2 separate regions of the Mus musculus genome follow, and region 2 is linked to region 1. A link is a loop called in an ENCODE intact Hi-C map of the cell type or tissue named here. Cell type or tissue: left cerebral cortex. All regions are shown on one strand. Each heading gives the region's core, and the rest is flanking DNA. Links, peaks and the distances in the headings are about the cores only.

Evidence for each region. Hi-C counts contacts between places; a loop is a spot of excess contacts. Peaks named below come from ENCODE experiments on the same cell type or tissue, not always from the same donor. Only the 100,000 strongest peaks of a DNase experiment are listed, where the experiment ranks them.
Region 2: a loop joins it to region 1, with 2.8 times the contacts of the local background. A loop is called at or near these places in 2 of 42 quality-filtered maps.

The regions. Positions count from the first base shown.
Region 1 is chr9:60,232,550-60,242,587 of GRCm38, forward strand. The region is part of intron 7 of Thsd4 (thrombospondin, type I, domain containing 4); the gene reads right to left. Among named protein-coding and RNA genes, the nearest start is that of 2010001M07Rik, 97 kb to the right of the region's middle. In left cerebral cortex, for the core only: a CTCF peak has its summit at 5,333; a DNase peak (open chromatin) is centred at 5,300.
Region 2 is chr9:60,085,180-60,095,217 of GRCm38, forward strand. The region is part of intron 7 of Thsd4 (thrombospondin, type I, domain containing 4); the gene reads right to left. Among named protein-coding and RNA genes, the nearest start is that of Gm7616, 140 kb to the left of the region's middle. In left cerebral cortex, for the core only: a CTCF peak has its summit at 3,122 (motif pointing left); DNase peaks (open chromatin) are centred at 3,095, 4,397, 4,908 and 6,735.

The DNA of each region.
Region 1 (10,038 bases), core at 1,137-9,136:
GAAGCACAAGGCCTGGCTAGCCGCTTGCCTCAGTCCAGAGCCACAAGTGTGAAGACACCTACAGTGCCTTTGACACTTCCTGCTTCTCTTTCAGGGTCTACTTCAGCCAAATTTCTGCTCTTTGCCTCTTATCCAAATTACAGTCCATATGAGTTATACCCCAATTCATGTTTACACCAGGGAAGGGAGCAGGCTGCCAAGGACAACAGCAACGTATTATGGCCTGATTTCTGAAATTGAAGGAAAACTCCTAGGGCTAGGGATGAGGCTTGCGGCTAAATGGATGGGACATGACTTAGAATCAACACCGAAAGCAAGCTCTAGGCATGTCTGTGATGGAGTTTCTAGACTGGGTCAACTGAGGTGGGAAGACCCACACTACATGTGGGCAGCACCATCCCCTAGGCTAGAACATAAAGGGACACCATGAGACTACCTGTCTCAAGCTCTCCATACCATGCTTTCGCTGCCACTGTAACTATGAGCAGAAATACATCTGTCCTTCCTTAAGTTGCTTTGCCCAGTATTTTGTCATAACAAAAGGAATAGATACTGATAAAATGGACCTAGCTGAAGAGATGAGCTGCGGCACACACCTTTAATCCCAGCACTCGGGAGGCAGAGGCAGGCAGATCTCTGAGTTCAAGGCCAGCCTGGTCTACAGAGTGAGTTCCAGGACAGCCAGGGCTATACAGAGTAACCCTGTCTCGGAAAAAAAAAAAAAAAAAAAACCAACAACAACAACAAAAAAAGACAGAGGCTCCTCCCATCTAGGAAGCAAGTGACCTACAGGAAAGCTGGGTGCTACCTCCCCATGCTCTCCTCCAAAGCAGCACATCACTGAAACACAAGACACCGTCCCTAGGTCTAAATGATAAGCCCCTTACTGTGATGCCGGAATGGCTAGTTTTATGTCAACTCAATACAAGCTAGAGTTATCTGAAAGGAAGGAACCTCAGTGGAGAGAATGCCTCCAGAAGATGTAGCTGTAAGGCATTTTCTTCATTAGTGATTGGTGAGGTAGGGGGCTCAGCCCAGTCCATTGGCAAGGTGTCATCAGTGGACTGCTGGTCTTAGGTTCTATAAGGAAGCAAGCTGAGAAAACCATGGGGAACAAGCCAGTAAGCAGCTCTCCTCCATGGCCACCACTTCAGTCCCTGCCTGCAGGTTCCTGTCTTGTTTGAGTTCCTGTCCTGACTTCCTTCCATACATGGTGTTTAGTAGCAGCATTAGAAATGCTAGCTCCACAGAGGTTCATACAGCTTGCACCTTTGCTTCCGTGGTGCTGCTGGTGAACACGTTCCTCCCTCCAGCAGCCAAGGCTTCAGTTAGAGCTTTCTCCTCTCCCAGTACACAGCCTCCCCAGCAAGCTCACCCAGGGAACAGAAGTGGAAAAGCTTTGTGTGGGTAAAGAGAAGACACCTTACCACGGAGGGTCCAAAGGGGTCTGGCTTGAAAGAGAACACACACCTCTCTTCTCTGTCCCTTTAAGTGAGTTTTGGGGAACTTAGTTATTCCAACGGACTAAGTCTTAGCAATGGATTTGAATTTATTTGGTTGTTCTCTGGCATGAACTGAGTGCCAAGGATTGCTGATCAGAGAGAGAGACAGAGACAGAGACAGAGACAGAGACAGAGACATGTGGAGAAAGCCTTCATTTTAATTTCCAATCACCTTCCGGGCCACTCCAAACGAATTTTAACAGCCGAGCTTTTCCTGGGACATTTTTCCTTTGAACTCCCAGACTTCCCTTTACTGCCGTTGCTGTAATATGAACCAGATTTCTTTCCCTCCCTCTTGTTTGCTTAAAAGGCGTTAACTATAAATTAGAGTGTCTGAAGAGCGAGGTGTCACTCGTGGGGCCTGGGCTCCTCAGGCCCTGGAGCCTCATGGCTGGGAGGGAGGCCAGGCTGCCCCTCTCTTTGGCAGCCAGGCTCCCAGACCCAGGCCAGGGCTGATCTCACCCTCCCTTTCAAAGCTATCCAGTTACATCAACATACTCACTGCCTTGTTTGAATTGAGCATTAAACCATATTCCTCTTTCTTTTTTTCTTCAAACTCCTGTCCTAGAGGAGCAGAAAGGAGAGTTTTAAACACACACTTCTGCTGAGCTATTTTCCATGGGATGCCTTTGTTCTAATGAACCTTCACCCTGTATCTTTCATGGTGTGTGTGTGTGTGTGGTATGTTCACATGTGTTCAGGGGCACATGCCCATACATATGTGGGAGGACAGAGAACACTGGATGCCATGGTCTGCTAGGTTTTTCCTTGAGTCAGGGTTTCACATGGAACCTTGAGCTAGGTTAGTGGGCCAAGAAGCCCAGCAATCTTCCCATCTCCACTCCCAACAGTGCTGCGGTTCCTGGTATATTCTTGGCCACGCCTGGCTTTTCCCCATGAGTGCTACAGGTCTGAACTCAGGACTTTGTACTTGCACAGTACAGCAAGTGTTCTGACTTGCTCAGCCCCTGTCCTAACCCTGGTGTTAATTATTAAAATGTGTGTATCCATTAAGAGTCTGATGGGAGCAACTGCCTCAATTGCATGCACTTCCCTCTTTCTGGATCAGGAAAGCAGTCATCCACATACAGACCACCATGGCTTAGCTGTTTTTATGGTACCCAGACTCATAGCTGTCCCTCAGTTCAAACTGTAGAAAACAGTCACTGAGTAGCAAGGATGTTCAGTGGGTGTGAGTGGGGAGGCAGAAAGCAGAGAAAACTCTGGTGTCTTTTCTTTCTTTTTAAAGTTTATCTTATTATTTTATATGTGGATGTTTTACCTGCATGTATGTGTATGTACCACATACATGCCTGGTACTCAAAGAAAACAGAAGAGGGTATCAGATGCCCCTAGTCCTGGCTGCCATGTGGGTGCTGGTAGTTGATTTTAGGTCCACTAGAAGAGCAGGCAGTGCTCTTAACCTCAAAACCATCTTTGCAGCCCCTCCAGTATCTTTTCTTAAAAGAACATTTAACCTAAATAGCTTGCTCAGGGCTTCCTATCAAAATACCATCCAATTGAAGAGCATCTTTGATGTATGAAATGCATCTTTTTGAGAGTAGAAGAAGGGGAGGCACAGGGATTCAGAGATTAAAAAAAGCAGAAGGAGAGATTGACGAGCAGGAAGAGGCAGGAGGGAAGACTGGAGACTGCCAGCCATCCACTGTGAACATACCTAGTTACAGAGACCATGGCTGAGAGAAATGAGGTAAGGGCAGAAGTGTTGCCTAAAGCCATGGGCATATTCCATAACACTATGGCCAACAAGAGCCTGCAGAAAAGAGTCAGGACTGACACCCTTTCTCTGTGATCCTAGTACCTTAAGGTTTCCCAGGATACACTGGCCCACACTCTGATTCCACCCAAGGAAACAGTCAGAGAGTGGAAAGGAAGGGACTTTTGAGCAGGAAGGAAGACCCCTGAGAGTGCAGGGTATCCAAGAGCACGAGTCAGCACGGAAGAGATCTGGAAGTCAGAAACTGACAACTGACTTAAAGAAGAAGTGGCCTCCCTGCCTCGTGCCCTTGTCTACATTACATCTGTCAGGTAGAGAAAGGGGGCTATGAGCGACTTAGCTCACTTATGAATATGTGCTAGCTCACGGACTCCAACATGTGGCTAAGTCCTACTTCTTACACTACATTCGGTGCAGGAATGACTGGTTCCATCTCAGATGTTCTGGGACCAGAAACTGCTTGTCTACACGGCAGCAAAGTTGGATGTGAACTGGAATGTTCTGGGCCCGGGCTCAGTGTGCTTCCTGATGGCCGCCTGTTCTGCTAGCCCCGGTTTTCACTGTGCAGGCACAGCTCTGCCGGGTGGAAATGAGAACAAGAATGGGTGTCTCGCTGCCTCCTGCAGAGCCCTGGCAGGGTAAGCTCCCCACCCCACCCCGTGCTTGTCTTCTACTCCAGCTGTTTGGTGGCACTTGAGGCCCTGCAGTGGTGACAGGCACACTATTCCCTTGAGTTTTCAGACACACTGCTGGATGTATTTGTCTCAAGTCCAAACTCTCCTTCCCTGTTTCTGCCTTTAATTTCATCTGAGTTTAATATCCGTATCTCCCTTAGGCTGCTCACTGCCATGATGGAGAACTGTCCACTGTCAGGGCCCCATCCCACTGTGGTACCACTTTGATGCTATGTGTAGCTTCTTTCTACTTTTAACCTTAAGTGAGTTTTTTTTTTTCCTGTCTGCAAAGGCTTTGATGAAATGTGTGGCAAGCTGACCACAGAATAAGGTAAAGACTGGCTACTGATATTTCTTTTTTTTCTCTTTCTTTCTTTCTTTCTTTCTTTCTTTCTTTCTTTCTTTCTTTCTTTCTTTTCTTCTTCTTCTTCTTCTTCTTCTTCTTCTTCTTCTTCTTCTTCTTCTTCCTCTCCCTCTTCCTCTTCCTCTTCCTCTTCCTCCTCCTCCTCCTCCTCCTCCTTCTCTTCTTCCTCCTCCTTCTCCTCCTCCTCCTCCTTCTCCTCTTCTTCCTCCTCCTCCTCCTTCTCCTCCTCCTCTTCTTCTTCCTCCTCCTCCTCTTCTTCTTCTTCCTCCTCCTCCTTTTCTTCTTCCTCCTCCTTCTCCTCCTCCTCTTCTTCTTCTTCCTCCTCCTCCTTCTCCTCTTCTTCCTCCTCCTTCTCCTTCTCCTCCTCCTCCTCCTCTCCTTCTCTTCCTCCTCCTCCTCCTCCTCCTCCTCCTCCTCCTCCTCCTCCTCCTTCTTTTGAGAGACAGGTTCTCAGGTATCCCAGGAAATCCCTGAACTCCTTATATAGTTGAGGATGACTGCGAACTCCAGATCCTCTTTGTAGCCAAGTGCTGAACCATTACCACCACATCCTGTTCATGGGACACCTAAGAATCCAGGGCTTTGTGCATGCTAGGTGGCCATTCTACCAACCGAGCTACATCACCAGCTGCCCCCATGGATCTTACATAAGCACGACTGTGTTCCATATACTCTCACCATCTAGACAGGGAAGTCCTAATATGGCAGTTCTCTTCTGTGGTGACCATGTCAGACTATGTGACAAATGGAAGAGAGTTCTCTGCGTGCCTTGCTAGTGCTGAGGCCTCCAGGAAGAATTGGCCGGTCTGTGTCCTTCTTTGCCTGCATGGCTGCAGGGAGGCAGAGGATGGAGTCTACACAGGCACTGGATGTGTTTACAGACAGTCCTCAGGTTTCACCACCTCTCCTTTGACCGAATCCGTTCACCCAGCCACACTTGAGAGCCACTAATTCTGAACTTTTCACCACCTTTATTGGAGAATTTGTGATTTCTTAGGCAGTTAAAAGGTTATCCATCCCTGTATGAGCTCCACTTGGTGTGCGGGCGCCATCTAGGTGTGAGTGAGGGTGTCTGCAAGGCTCTTCCATGGGCAAAGTCTTTCCTTCCTGTTTCTAGAACTCTCCATCCAGAGAAAGCAAGAAAGACCATGACTGACACCTCCATGGTTTGACTTTATCTAGCATGCAAGGTAACTGTGGTTTTCTGGTTTTGAAGAGTCTGTCATGTAAGGTTGGAAAAATAAGTTAATAAATCCAGTTGTTATTATGTCAAAAAAATTTTATGTGCACTAAAACCATTCCTTCCCTCAAATGATGCAAAAGTTCTACTGAAAGTTAAGGGTAGGTTGTTTCCTAAAAGGTTTGTGTCACTAAAATATCTGATTTTGTCTTGGGTGAAAGGCAAATCTATGGACCCCAGTCTTTCCAGATGTGTTGTCTACATTCTTAGAGTGGTGTATATTCTAGTTAGCTTAAACTGTCAACTTGATACAGCCTAGAGTCATCTGAGAAGGGAGCCTCAACTGAGAGATTTCCTATATCAGATTGACCTCTGGATTTATCTGAACCAAGGAAGGCTGTCTTGATTGACATGGGGTGGGGGTGGGGGCTATCCCACTGTGGGTGGCACCATTCCCTAGGCAGGTAGTTCTAAATAAGAGAGCTAGCCTATGAGTGAACTTTTTTTTCTTTTAAAATGGTTTTGCTTCAAGTTCATGCCCTGATTTCCCTCAGTGATGGACTGTGACCTGGAAGTGAAAGCCCAATAAATCCTTTCCTCCCTTAATTTGCTTTTGGCATGGTGTTTGTCAAAGCAAGAGACAAGAAAGTAAAATAGCGGGTCATATGACATAAGCCATTCTTATAAGGACCATGTGTAATCCTTGCTATTATTTGAGTTCAAGCAAGTGTAAGAAATAAAGTTAAACCATCTTAAGACTCTTTGGAGCAGGGCTAGAGAGATAGCTGTTTTTCCAGAAGACCTGAATTCAACTCCCAGCACCCACATGGGGGCCTATAACCATATATAGTAATGTTTTCAGGGTTATATATAATGATATATAAATATGTTAAATATGTTTCATAATTCAAGTTTCAGGGGATCTGAAACTCTTCTGTCACCGTGGCACCAGTCATGTATGGGGTACATAGACATATTTGCTAGTAAATATTCATGCACATAAATAAAAATAATAAATCATTTTTAAAAGACTCTTTGGAAGTGACACTACCTAAGTGTATAAACAACAGCCAACTACTCTTAGTCCCTAACAGAACCATGACAACGCCTTGTGGGTTCCAAACAAACAAACTCATGTCTGGCTAATAGGATGCAACTGCAGGTCTGGGGGGTAGAGGGATCAAGACAGCTGCTGTTGATCCTTGGAAAGACACTGTCCATGGACAGCAGTTATACCAGTGGTTCTCAACCTTCCTGACGCTGTGACTACAGTTCCTCATATTGTGGTGACCCCATCATAATATTATTTTTATTGCTACCTCCTAACTGCAATTTTGCTACTGTTATGAATTGTAATGCAAATATCTGTGTTTTCAGATAGTCTTAAAGGTGACCCTGTAAAAGGGTCAACCCCACAGGTTGAGAACCGCTGCTTAAAACCCTTCCTCCTGTCTGGTCCTGGGCTCAGTGGAATAGAATAGTCAGTGAGTGCTCATGAGACCATGTGGTCACACACTGCAAATGCAGGGTGAGACCCTTGAAATACCCTGAGCCCATGATGAGTTCCAAGGACATCTGTCAGCACAGGGCTATTCCTCTAGCGCTGCCTTTCACATGCAAAATGTTATTCCCCATTGGTAAAAAATACTCCAGTGCTTTTCTGTGCCTGGAGGGAGTCTTTTCTAACAGTTCAATTCACAGTTTGACATCTGTGGCTTTTTGCTCAACCAGTATTGCAATATGGGATTGTGGTAGTGTCCAAGGAACAGTGCTGTTCAAGGTAACTCCATCTCAAAGCCTTGGTGGCCTGATGGGGGCCAGCTCCAGGTAACAATGACTCTTGGGAAGGATGGGGTGGTGAGAGAAGTCTTATCAAGGGGGCTCCTTACTGAGTGTCTTAGTTAGGGTTTTACTGCTGTCAACAGACACCATGACCAAGGCAACTCTTATACGAACAAAAATTATTTGGGACTGGCTTACAGGTTCAGAGATTCAGTCCAGTATCATCAAGGCAGGAGCATGGCAGCATCCAAGCAGGCATGGTGCAGGAGGAACTGAGAGGTCTACATCTTCATCTGTAGGCCTCTAAGAGAAGACTGACTTCCAGGCAGCTAGGACCAGGGTATTAAAGCACACACCCACAGTGACACACCTATTCTAACAAGGCCACAGCTCCTAATAGTGCCACTCCCTGGCCCAAGCATATACAAACCATCACAGTGAGCATTTGGGAATTAGCTTATCAAGCAAGAGGGAAGGCTTCAGGAGACACCACTGTTCTCAGTTCCATGAGGATCTTCTTCTCCTTTGCTGATACGTTCCTAGGTTTCCATTCCAGGGTCCTTATCTCCAAGTCCTGGCTACCCTAGATGCCCTTGCGGGTGGTTGGTTAACAGACAGGCATAAGGTGAATGTTCTGTGACAGACAGGTTCCAAAGACACTTTCTCCATTTGATCAGAAGATGCTCCCGGTAGAAGGGGCTCTTCCTTTAGATAGACCACATGTCTTCCCAAGATGCTCCAGACCCACATCAGACATCCTAGAAACTGGCTGGAAGTGAGTTTGAGAATCTACACCAACAGCAGTGGAATGGACAGGTGAAGGCCAAGTTTATCCTCTGTGATACGGTAACTTGCTTTTATCTACTCTGGAACCAGCAGATGCCAGGACTGGGGAAGGTTCACAAATCTTGGTGTTCAAGCCCTTGGGTGGGATTTTCTGTACCTGCAGCCAGACCTATCAAGGCCCTCCAGCACAGTGGTTCTCAGCCCTCCTAACACTGTGACCCTTAACACAGTTCCTCATGACCTCCAACTATAAAGATATTTGCATTGCTACTTTGTAACTGTAATTTTGCTACTGTTATGACTCCCCAGGTAAACATCTCTTTTCTGGTGGTCTTGGGTGACCTATGGAAGAATCCCTTGACCCCCCAAATGGGTTGCAATCCACAGGTTGAGAACAGCTGATCTAGATGGAAGCAGAAACCGACATGGAAGAACAGAGAGATGCAGAGGAAGATGACCTGTCTTAAAAGCTAGGAGCCCTATGCCGTGAATGTGATGACAGCTCACTGGGACAGAATGACCCAGTCAGTGCAACAGAGGGACACCTGAAGACCATGGAGAAACTTCTAGAGACATGTTTAGACTTGCATTTCAGAAGACAGCACTGGCAAGTGTGTATAAGAAAGAGCAACCTAGGAGACAGGAAGGCCCAGGCAAGTCACCTGATTCTCTACACAGTGGTGATGAAGACTTAAAGAGGGGGCACAAAGTTGCTAAGGAATATGTTCCCTTGGGGCCTCATCACTGTGTTCCAGGGGATGATGGAAGGAAGAATCTAGGCCGACGTTCATATATCAGGCCTGGCTGACTGGTGGTGTTCATGAAGACAGATAAACAGGGAGGGGAAGGGGAAGGGGGGAGGGGAAGGGGAAGGGGGGAGAGAGAGGGGGAGGGGAGAGGGGAAGGGAGAGAAGCATTGCTGATGGCCTATTGTCTTCTGGGGAGTGTGTGGGTAATGAAAGGAGTAAGCTCAGTGTTGACTACCCCAAGGCTTCAGGTTCCCATTGGACAGCTGGGTGGAGCTATTCTGCATGCTGTTGCTATGAGGGTAAGGTGTGGGCATGTTATGAAGCAAGGGAAAATATATCCCGTCGTTAATGCTTTGATGTACAAAGAAAATACTGGGAGTCCAGGCCCCTCAGGGGTAAGCTTTGACTCCTATGTTATCCTGCAAGCGCCTTCAGCCAAGACAATGTACCTATAGACTTGGGTACCCCGTTGTTCACTTGCACCTGCTATTTAGGACTGACCAGGAGGATCATCTAAAACCACAGAAAACCACCTGCCAATGGAGTTGATGGCATCAAAATGTGGTCTCTGGACACACATAGAGGTGACACACCTGTGCTGGATGGTTGTAGGGATATCCGGGTACACCTGGTAAGAAATGAACAGGTTGTATGAGGCTAGCTAGGTAAGTCCTGCTGCTTCCCAAGGCAGCCTTGTGTCAGTCAAACCTGTCTTCTGTGTAAAGACTGTGTGCTGACTCACTGTGGGGACAGTGGAGGATCAAAGATGAATAGGACAAGCTTGCTTCTAGGGCTAACGTGTTTCTGGGCATCCACGGGGAAGCAGACATGTGAATTTAAAAGAGCAATAGCGAATGGCAGGTATAAGGAGGCACGGTGGTGCACACCTATTACCTGACACTCCAGAAGTAGAAGCTAGAGGATCAGGAGTTCAAGGCCAGCCTGGGCTACCTAGTGAGAGCTTGTCTCCAGAAGAAATAGGAAGGGGAAGGAGGCCTCTTGTCAAGATCAGAAACTGAAGAGCAGGTTCAAGGTGAGAAGTAAATATAAGGAACTAGGCTTTGGTGGCAGAGGCCGAGGAGGCGCTCCGAGCCAGTGTGCAGAAGTGTATTGTAGAGTTTGGAGCCCAGGTGAGAAGTCCCATTGCAGAGGACACATGGATTCTTTTGCTATGGTCCCGTTCTGGATTTTCAAGTTTTCCTTTGAATTCTTCAGAACTTCGTACTTACAGGATCTTAGAAGCAGAGGGATATTGGGGTGTTG
Region 2 (10,038 bases), core at 1,316-9,315, 150 kb before region 1:
CAACATTCAAAAAAGTTTGTTCCCAATGATAGACACAGGAAAGTGGGCAGGGGAGAATAGCTCAGTTTGTAGAGTTGCCATGCAACTACAAGAGCTGAGGGTTACGATGGGTTCTGAGTTCAATCCCCAGCAATCACTAAACAATCAGGAAGCTGGGTGTGATGTTATCTAATCCCAGTACTGGGGAGGTGGAGAAGGAGGTTCCTTGGGCTTCACTGGCCAGTCAGCCTGGCTGAATCAACAAACCCCCAAGATACTTGGTCTCAACAGAGGTACTTCAAACATTCTCTATAATTAACAGCAATAGGATATACAATAAAATGTCCCTCTAAAAAACAGCAGAAACTATGATGTGTTTAGGATGCTAGCTCATGTACAATAAATATCTTCCTGGGACACAGCACAAAAGTCCTCTCATAGGACATAAAGATCCAAGTAAAGAGATTTGCCACAATTAAAGACGGGCCGATTACTGGATTTGTCCAGTAAGGAGTCCTCCAGACCTCCTTCAGGAAGCCCCCCTCTCTCCTCTAGGTGCCTAGGGACCGTGTCTGTGCCACCCTAAGTCCATGCCCTTCTTTCCCCTAACTCTGTCCTCTGTCATTCTCTTTCCCTGTCCTGACTGTGAGCTCCTTGCAGGCAGACAGTGATTCTTTCTCACCTTGTATGTCAAGCTTCTTGCTTGGGAACACAGTTAACTAATGCTCACTGCATGCATGAATAAAAGACAGGGGTTCATAGGTCCATGTTCCTGCTTACAGGATACCCATCAAGTAAACACAAGGCTATTTTCATCCAAGAGTACTGAATATGGTAATAAAAATAAGCAAGACAAAGATCCGAGGATTAGGGATTTCTCATAGAACCCCTGGTCTCTGGTCCCCAGTGCTGTCCTGCAGGTTTCTCCCATCATTTGGTTGTGACATTTTAAACAGACACCATCTTTCATCTCTACATGATACTTTCTATTTCCCTCTCTCTCACCCCTACGTGGTACTTCCTACTTTCCCCAAGATGATCTTTCTTTCTGAGCTTCAGCCTATTGAACTCTCATCTATAGACAGACTCATCAAAGGTGTTTGCTGGCCATTAGAAAAGGATTTTCATTCTGGCAATCCAGAGACACCATAAAAAGCCACTCTGCCCGGATCCCATCACAGCCATTGGGACTCTGCTTCCTTCAGAGGTTTCCTGCTACTCTCTAGTAATTTTGGCACATGCCTGCCTCTACATACAAGGCGGGCAGCATCTCTGCAAAGGACTTAAAGAGTAACTTCACAATGCCGTATTTGAGTTCTTGGCCTGTGATGGCAATCCATGGCCTTTGTTTAGACTGAAGCAGGAAAGTCAGACCAGACTTCTGTTTGAACAAGGCACCACAAAAAAGAAGATAGGTGTAAAATACCAAGGATTCCCACATTGACACCAAATGCACCCCAAGCAAATATTACAGTTGAGCATGCACTAAATGCCTTCCGTATTTGACTGCTTTCATGAAGAGCCAAGGCTGCCCCTCTGCAGCAACTCAACACTGACCGTTTTACTGGATGTCTCATGTTCACCAAAGTAGCACTTTGAAATGTTTTGTTCCAAGATATAAATGTAGGTGTTTGCACACCGAGAAGAGCTAATTAAAAACATATTTTCTTCTTTTAAAATTAAAACATGATCACACACATCCTCCTTCTCTTTCCTTCCACCAGCTCCTCCCATGATCCCATGACCTCCCCTACCCCATACTCCCTCTCAAGTTTCTGGCTTCTTTTCCTTAATTATTACATACACATATACAAATACAGCCCCCTGAGTCTATTTAATGTTGCTGGTATGGCTATGATTTCAGGGCTGGATACTTGTTACCCAGTTACCAATGGGGGCTCATCCCTGGGGAAAGCCACTTCTATTCGCAGCATCCTTAGTTGCCTGTAGTTTCTCGTCTAGGGGCAGGGTCCTATGAGATGTCCCCCTCTCATGTTATTATGTCTATCAGTATTGTCCGTGTTCAGGTCTTGTTTGGGTGCATATATGTGTGCACTCACGTAAACACACACACACACACACACACACACACACACACACACACACACACAGAGTCTAGCCTTTCTTCTGGTTGTAGCTGAGTTTCCAAAGAAAGATGGAGCTGAAGAGATGGCCCAGTGGTTAAGTGGTCAAGAGCAGTTGTTGCTACTGCAGAGGATCTAAGTTTGGTTCCCATCACCCACATAACAATTTACAACCATCTGTGTGCACTTGTGTGTATGTGTATGTCTATGTATGTACACACATACACAACACACACACACATACACACACACACACTGTGCTGATGTGGCATACTGTGGTATGGTGCTTCGTACTCCCGGAGGACTGAAGACAGAGAGTTACAGCTAAGTTCTTGCTCAGAGCCTGGCATCAGTGGCAGGAAGCTGGTCTCCTAAAATTCCTGCCCCATTCTCAGGGGAGTCTAATGGCATCTTGGTGAAGGTATAAGAAAGCCCTGGCACTTGGCATCACTGGGCCCCTCTGAAAGGCCAACTTGGCTCCTAGATTCCAGGAGTATCAGCTGAGGTCTCTGTTGTGCCTTCCCCATGCCCAGTGGGTTGTCCCTGGCATTCCTTCTCTCGAAAGATGCCCAAACACATGCAGCCTCAAAGCCTGTTTCCTATGGGACCCAATTCATGACACCTGTCTGGTCTTCAAGTGTTTCACCATTATAGAACTTGATTTCCTGCTTATTTCTTAAAGACCTGGGGTAGAACACAGTTGTCTTTAAAATTTTATAGCTTCTTCTTATTTCTGCCTTCCGAAGTATTCCAGAAGTCCCCTGTCAATCATATCACATGGTTCAGGTCAAGACCTTACTTAGGGGGAAACATGTAAATGAAATCCCTGGGAAATGAGACTCAAATAAAACATTTAAAATTACATAGAACTTTCCATTGCAGAGTCAGGAAGGATTTCCTGGAGGGGTCGGCAGAGTCGGGAATGGACAAGTCAAATGTGGCTTTCAATGTGAAGAAACTACAGATTTAGGATAAAATAGTTTTTCTCTCCTCAAATCCATGTAAAGTACACAGGGCACAGCACAGCCGCATAGGCAGCCAATGAGCTGCTGGCAACATCGCCCCCTGGTGTTCATCTGGTGGTAGCCTCTCTTTTCTTTTTTCCATGCTCCACTATGTACATTTGATTCTTTGTGTGTGTGTGTGTGTGTGTGTGTGTGTGCACATGTGCATGTGAATGTCTTGTTTTGTTTTTTAAATTAATTATTTTATTTGTTGACGTTTCTCTTCCATCATTTTTCTTCCATTTTGTTTTCCTTGTAATGATTCCTTTCAGTGTTCCCAGATTCTCTTAAGACAAGGTGTCATTTTGTCATTCTTCCACTTAAGATCATTCAGAGACTTCTGATGACCCAGACAGTGGCAAACAGGCACCATTGCACTATCCGACCACACTTGTACATCTGCTCCACTATACAGTCTGTGTGGCCCAAGGGACTGTCCAACCACACCCACGAGTCCACATCTCATACTGTCTGGGCGGCCCGAGGTACTGTCTAACCATGCTCTCATGCATGTTCCTCTGTTCTCATACAGTCTGGCAGGCTCTGTCTTAGTTTATTTATTTATTTATTTTTTTATCATTCCATATCTTCTCAGTTCACTGCAGGCCCCACCAACCTCACTGCCTCTCAGTTTAATTCCATATCTGACCCTTCTCTGAGCCCTCACTTCCGGCGTTTTCCTCCATTGTGTAACCAAAGGTGTCCCTAAAGGCCTAATCTTTCTTCTGGTCATAAGTGAGTTTCCAAAAAAAGTTGGGGCTGAAGATATGGCCCAGTGGTTAAGAAGAGTTGTTGCTACTGCAGAGGGCCTGGGTTTGGTCCCCAGCACCCACATGGCATTCACAACCATCTGTAACTCCAATTCCAGGAGATCCAGCGCCCATTTCTGACTTTCTTGGGCACCAGGCATGCATGTAGTACATATCTATGCATTCGGGCAAATCACTCAGACACATAAAACAAAATAAAGCAATCTGAAAACAGATGCTAAAAAAGGCTCACTTGGAGCTCTTCATTAGAATTTCCTGAAAATGTTGCTGTTCTGGGGCCTCCGTTGTCCTTAACTATTTTATACCATTAAGATTGATAAAATTATGAAAGTAAAATAGAATGGAGAGAGAGAGAGCGAGAGAGCAAGAGGGAGTGAAAGAGATTTAAAATATGTTAGGAAGAAAAAGCTTTCACCCATGAATAACGCATAAGACCAATGCTGCACTGGGGTGAGGTAAGGAGACATGGATCTGTCTAAAGGAGTCAACTGGCTTCCAGATTCAAGGCATCGATGCCTCTGAGTTATTTTTACTGGTAGAGACTCCAGTTTGTGAGTAACATGTGAGCCAGGATCAGCAGTCAATGGTTCACAAACTCTTGAAACAGCCTCCAGTAGAAAAAGGTTTAATTAAGCCTGACAGAAACTATCTCGCAGCTTTTATAAGTAATTGCTTTTGCTCAAAATAGGAATGACTCATAAACTGCATGATTTCAGAAATGATGAATCAATAAAAGTGTTTATAGAAATAGCCTTCTGATGAATTCCTTCAGACTAAAATCTGTGGGACATGTGATAAAGTGCGATTTCTACCATCAATTAGGAAGACTCCGAAATCAAACCCAGCTTTCCGGATAACCGATCCCAGATTCTGGAAGTGGGAAGGACTTCGAAGCAGCCTCTCCAAGGTCAACCACGTCACACCTCCGACCCTTACTCTTGAGATGGTCAGCTTCATTTCCAGCCATGCTAATAATAGCCAAGGGAGAATCTGACCATAACATATCAAGGTCATTACGGACGCTTGAGAAATCAAGCAGCCTGGTGATGGGAGGTGGCACAACTTCTTGTCCTGCCTGAATGCTCAACCACAAAGAGAAAGCATCAGCAGTCACAGCGAGGCAGGAGCTAACACGGGAGTACGAGCCACAAAGAGCACAGGACATATTTGTTTGCTATGTGGTACTTTGTTCACCGTAAATGCCTCTTGAGCTTCCATCAGAATCTAAAGCATGTTTTCGTGTGTATTTGCTGCGTGTGTGCATGAAAATACAGGTTTGCACACTGCCTGGCTCCTGGCTGCTACTTAGAAGAGAACCTTGGATGTTGATCTTTGCTTCCCACCTCGTTGGAGACAAGGTCTTTTGTTTACAGCTGCATATACCAGGCTAGCTGGCCTGTGAGTTTTGGGGGACGCTCCTACCTCTGCCTCCTACCTCACCATAGGTATGCTGGGTGATTATACCACATCTAGCTTTGCCCAGCCTCTGGGGGTTTGAATTCTTGTCCTCATGCTTGTATATCAAGCACTTTATCTATGGAGTCGTCTCCTCCATCCTAAAGGACCTTCCAAGCCATCAACAGATGTACGACTATTTTTGTACCAGTCGTAGTATATAAAGACAATCCCTGTATCACAGCTTACATAGCACTGAACTAACCAGAATGTCAGTTAACAGCACACGGACAGTGCATGTGTATAAAATTACTGGGATATTGGAATTTTCTGGTTTTGTACCTCCATATGCTTTGCAAACAAACAAACAGACAAACAAACAAACCACTAAGTACCTAAAATAAAGTTTGCATGACATAGCTCTTCTGGTCTAAGAAAAAAAAAATACATCCTGACAGTGATTTCTACAGTATTTTTTACTTATGATGTTTTATTGATGCTTCAAATGTTCACAGTTTAGAGCATTAAGGGTTTCGAACATTTGGGTTTGGCCATTTCTGTCTGGATTAACAACTACTTATGAAAGTTCTCCCTGGAATGGGAGAGTGTCTGTGTTGTTAGTTTGTGCACCCTGTCTGGGACCACACATGTGAAGTCCTAAAGTACTGAGCTAGAGGCTGTGGAAATGTTAAGTCATTTTAATTATCAAGCAGGACCAAAAATTTGCAGCGGTCGAGTGTGACCACAACTTCAGTCATTCAACAGGAAGCATGTATGGCTTTAGAGCAGGCTGCTGGAGGAGAATCATGAGTTGCTTCAGACACAATTCTTCTGTCCCCTCTGTCTTCTCTGAGGCTGGGGACTCGGCTTGTCTCCCTGGTGCTGAATCCTGCTTTCAAGCTTTCTGGATGTGAACACTAGTCTGGCTGAATTTGGAAAATATGTAATGACATAGAAAAGTATTAAAATGTTATATTGAAGTGTTCACTAAATTAGTTAATGCTTACATTTGCTTAGCTTAAATGATCTATTTATTTTACATTTATGTATGTATGTTTGTGTGTGTGTGCATGCACATATGTATGCCACTGTGTTCACATGGAGGTCAGAGGACAACTTTTGGGAACTGGTTTTCTCCTTATGATGTGGGCCTTGAGGCTTGAACTCAGGTCAGCCAGCTTAGCAGCAAGCACTGTCACCCGCTGGGTCAGCTCACCATCCCCAAGGCATTTTCCTTTTTAAGGAAACACTGCAGCACTAATGCTGAACCTTTGTATCCTTCTCCAGGGCTTCCTGCTCCCCAGAGGCAGCTCGGGAAGCTGAGGTAAATATCTGTGCTCTCGAATGTACGTTTTGTATTTTACTTAAAGTTTACATGATGGAGACTACATAATTGCATAGAGAGCGAGGATTCGCTGTATCTCTCATAGCTTTCTTCCCCTTGCGTTGCTTGGGGATCTATCCATGCCCACACATGAGCATCTGCTCTCTTCCTAACTGCAGTGATGTGAAGTGTGTGTATTCGTGTTGTGATCACAGATGGGTGTCCTGAAAGGTATAGCTAAAAGCAAGATTGCTTGTTATTAGTGTGTGTAGGCTTTCATTTTATCAGTATGCTCACTGTCTTTAAGCTTTGCCTACCAGCTCACACAGTTTCTACATCTAAATAAGTCCTTTTTTCAACCTACCCAGGGTAGGATAGCTGGGATAGCTAAGCACCATAGTTTTCTTCAGAAGGCTGCACTGGATGTGTGTGGCTCTTAGATCCTTTCATGACTGAGCCTGCTTCCAGGCTCTGGGCTAGACCTCTGGATGGACAATACAGACCCTTGTTGCTCAGAGGTGTGTGTTGATTATGTGGGGTCTCTGGACATTGACTGGTGCCAGCTGGGTAGGAATTGGTAAATGGCTCCTTTGAGGAAAAAGACAAACAGAAATAAAGAAATTCCAGTGCTAACCGGGAAACCGTTGCCATAATTCAATTTTGTTTTACATAACCTTGTTCCCCAAATGTTAGTAATTTAGCCCCATGAGCTGGTGTTATTAAATAGTCACCAAATGTTGCAGAGACAGCTCAGAGAAACTCACGAACAAACTATTTTATGACCATTGTTTCACCTCGAGGGTGGCTCTCTGCATTCTGTTCCAGGTTCCTAGGGCCCTGAGGGGATAACATCTGTATTTTTAAAGACCAGCTTTATACCACACCTGTGTATCAATTCTCCCGCTCCACTTTGGCTGCACATCTGGTTTCCGGGGCACCACTGGGCACTGAAAACAGAAGCTTGACCGCTCTGCTGCTCCTCACCCCATTTTAAGTGATGCTAATTGAGTTCTGGGAAGGTTTTAAATGTGGAATTCTTAGAGAGAAAGGAGATGAAAGGAAATGAAAGGGGGGGGGGAGAAGAAAAGGAGCAGGCAGTAAGAAATTGTGCCCAAAACAGAAGTTGCAGCTAAGCGATGGTGGAGACACTTCAAACAAGTGAGCTCAGAAAAATGAGTACATTTCCGTTTCATGGGCTTGCCTCAATTTACTTCTGGATGGCATCTGATTTCACTTAGAAGATAGAAGATTGCAATTAAATGTTCAAAAAACAAAACAAAACAAAAAAAGCCAACGGGAGGAGAGAAGGCTGTGGAATTAGCTCACGATGGCAGATCTGGCAACAGAAATCGCTAGCTACTGCCGTGTGCCACAATAACACACGACTTGGTGTGACTAAGTAACAAATCAGTGTCTAGTAATCAGAAGCGATTACAGACTGGCTAGTACCAGGTGACGGGCAGTTACTTAATTAATGGGTAATTCCTTTCTAGTTTTCCAAGCCCCTGATATAGCCTGGGTTACTGTGAACAGTAGGCTGGGTAAAATAAAGTAGACAAGGCTCTAAAGGGCTCTGCCAGAGGCTCTAGTTTGGAGAGATTCCCTGTAGAGAATAAGGTGAATCAGTCATGGGTGCTTGGCACACAGGACCACCCGTCCATACTCCTTGCCTACTGCAGGAATCCCATCTGTCCTTCCTAATGAGGATTTGCAGCAGCTTCTAGAACATTCGCTGCGAGGCAAGCTCTTTGCATCTGGAGGCAATTCTATTTTCTAAAAAAAAAAAAAATCTCCTTCAGGTGGACTGAATGCCTTTCATTACTTCAACCCATTAGACAAGTTCTCTCCCCGATAGTCATAGAAAGCAGGTAGACACTTGTTTTCTAAAGCATCACAGATGCAATGTTGCCTGCTTCTGCCAATCTCCTCCAACCTGCTGCAGGGTAAGTGGTCTTTTTTCCTTCTGAACGCTATTTTTCCAAAAGTGGAGTTGGAGTTTATTTAAAAAGGATTCTTAACATAGATGTAAGGATGAAGATTAATAAAATGAAAGCCACTCAGAGAAAGAAAGAAAGAAAGAAAGAAAGAGAGAGAGAGAGAGAGAGAAGAAGGAAGAAGAGGAGGAGGAGAAGGAGGAGGAGGAGGAGGAGGGAAGGAAGAAAAGACCCATTTAATCGTGGGTGTGGGTTTCTTGGGGGAGTCACCTCAACAGTGCTCATCTAAACCAATGGTCCTGGCCACCCTCCTGTGATTTTGTTCAAGTTTAGCACAGTCCACCTTAAAATAAGTTTCCAAGACAGAATACAGTATGGATGGACCAGACAAACAAGGGAGAATGATTGATCAGGACTCCCGTTTCTGTGAATGTAATACAAAGCTGCCTTTCCCTTTAAACATTTCCATGGTGCTACTGGCCTCTCTCTGAAGGTCAGCTCAGATCTGCAGGCCAGTGTGAGATGAGCTTCATTGTTCTAGACCTAAAAAGAAAGCACGGTGAAGCTGAGGTCTCTGGAGCTCTCAACTTGGAACCATTTTCTGTTTTGAAGCTGTTGACATCTGTCCAGCTCTCTTCTTCCAGTACCTCAAGGAGCTACTATATTTACACTGTACATCTATTCAGGGTAAGAATTAATCCTCTTTAATCCATTTAATCCTCAGAGCAGCTCACTGGCTCTGTGAAGTCCCAATGTTCATCCTGTTACAAGCACTTTGACCTTAAGCCCAGGCTTTCCCACACTACAAACATGCCTTTTACCCTGACCCTCTGTCCTGCTTCCCTGATTATCTGTGGGCCAACAAGGTATCAAAGCTGAGGGGTGACCCAGGTAGCCAAGTATTTGCTGCATAAGCAGGAGAGCTCAGGTTTGTATCCCCAACGCCCATTGAAAAGCCAGGTACAGCACTACATTGTGTAATACAGATCCAGGTAGAGCTCTGGAGGTCGGTGTCCAGTCCAGTAGGCCTAGCCAAATCCCAGAGCCCACGGTCACTGAAAACCTTGGTTCAAAACGTAACGTGGAGAAGGATTAGGGAAACACACTATCAACCTCTGTCCTCCATGTGCACACAGACACACAACAGCAGGTATACAGACATGTCCATAGGCACACACACACACAGACAGATAGACATATACACATAGGCACACACATACATGGACACAAAGATATACACACAGACACAAAGACAGACAAAGACAGACAGACCGACAGACAGACACATAGGTGTGTATGCTCGCGCGCACACTCACACATACCAACAGGCATACAGACATACACACAGACACAGACAGACAAATACATACAGAGACACACACCAACAAGCATACAGATATATACACACAGACATGCCCATAGGCACACCGACATACCCAAAGGCACACACATATATACTCTCTCTCTCTCTCTCTCTCTCTCTCTCTCTCTCTCTCTCTCTCACACACACACACACACACACACACCAACAGGCATGCAGGCACAGAC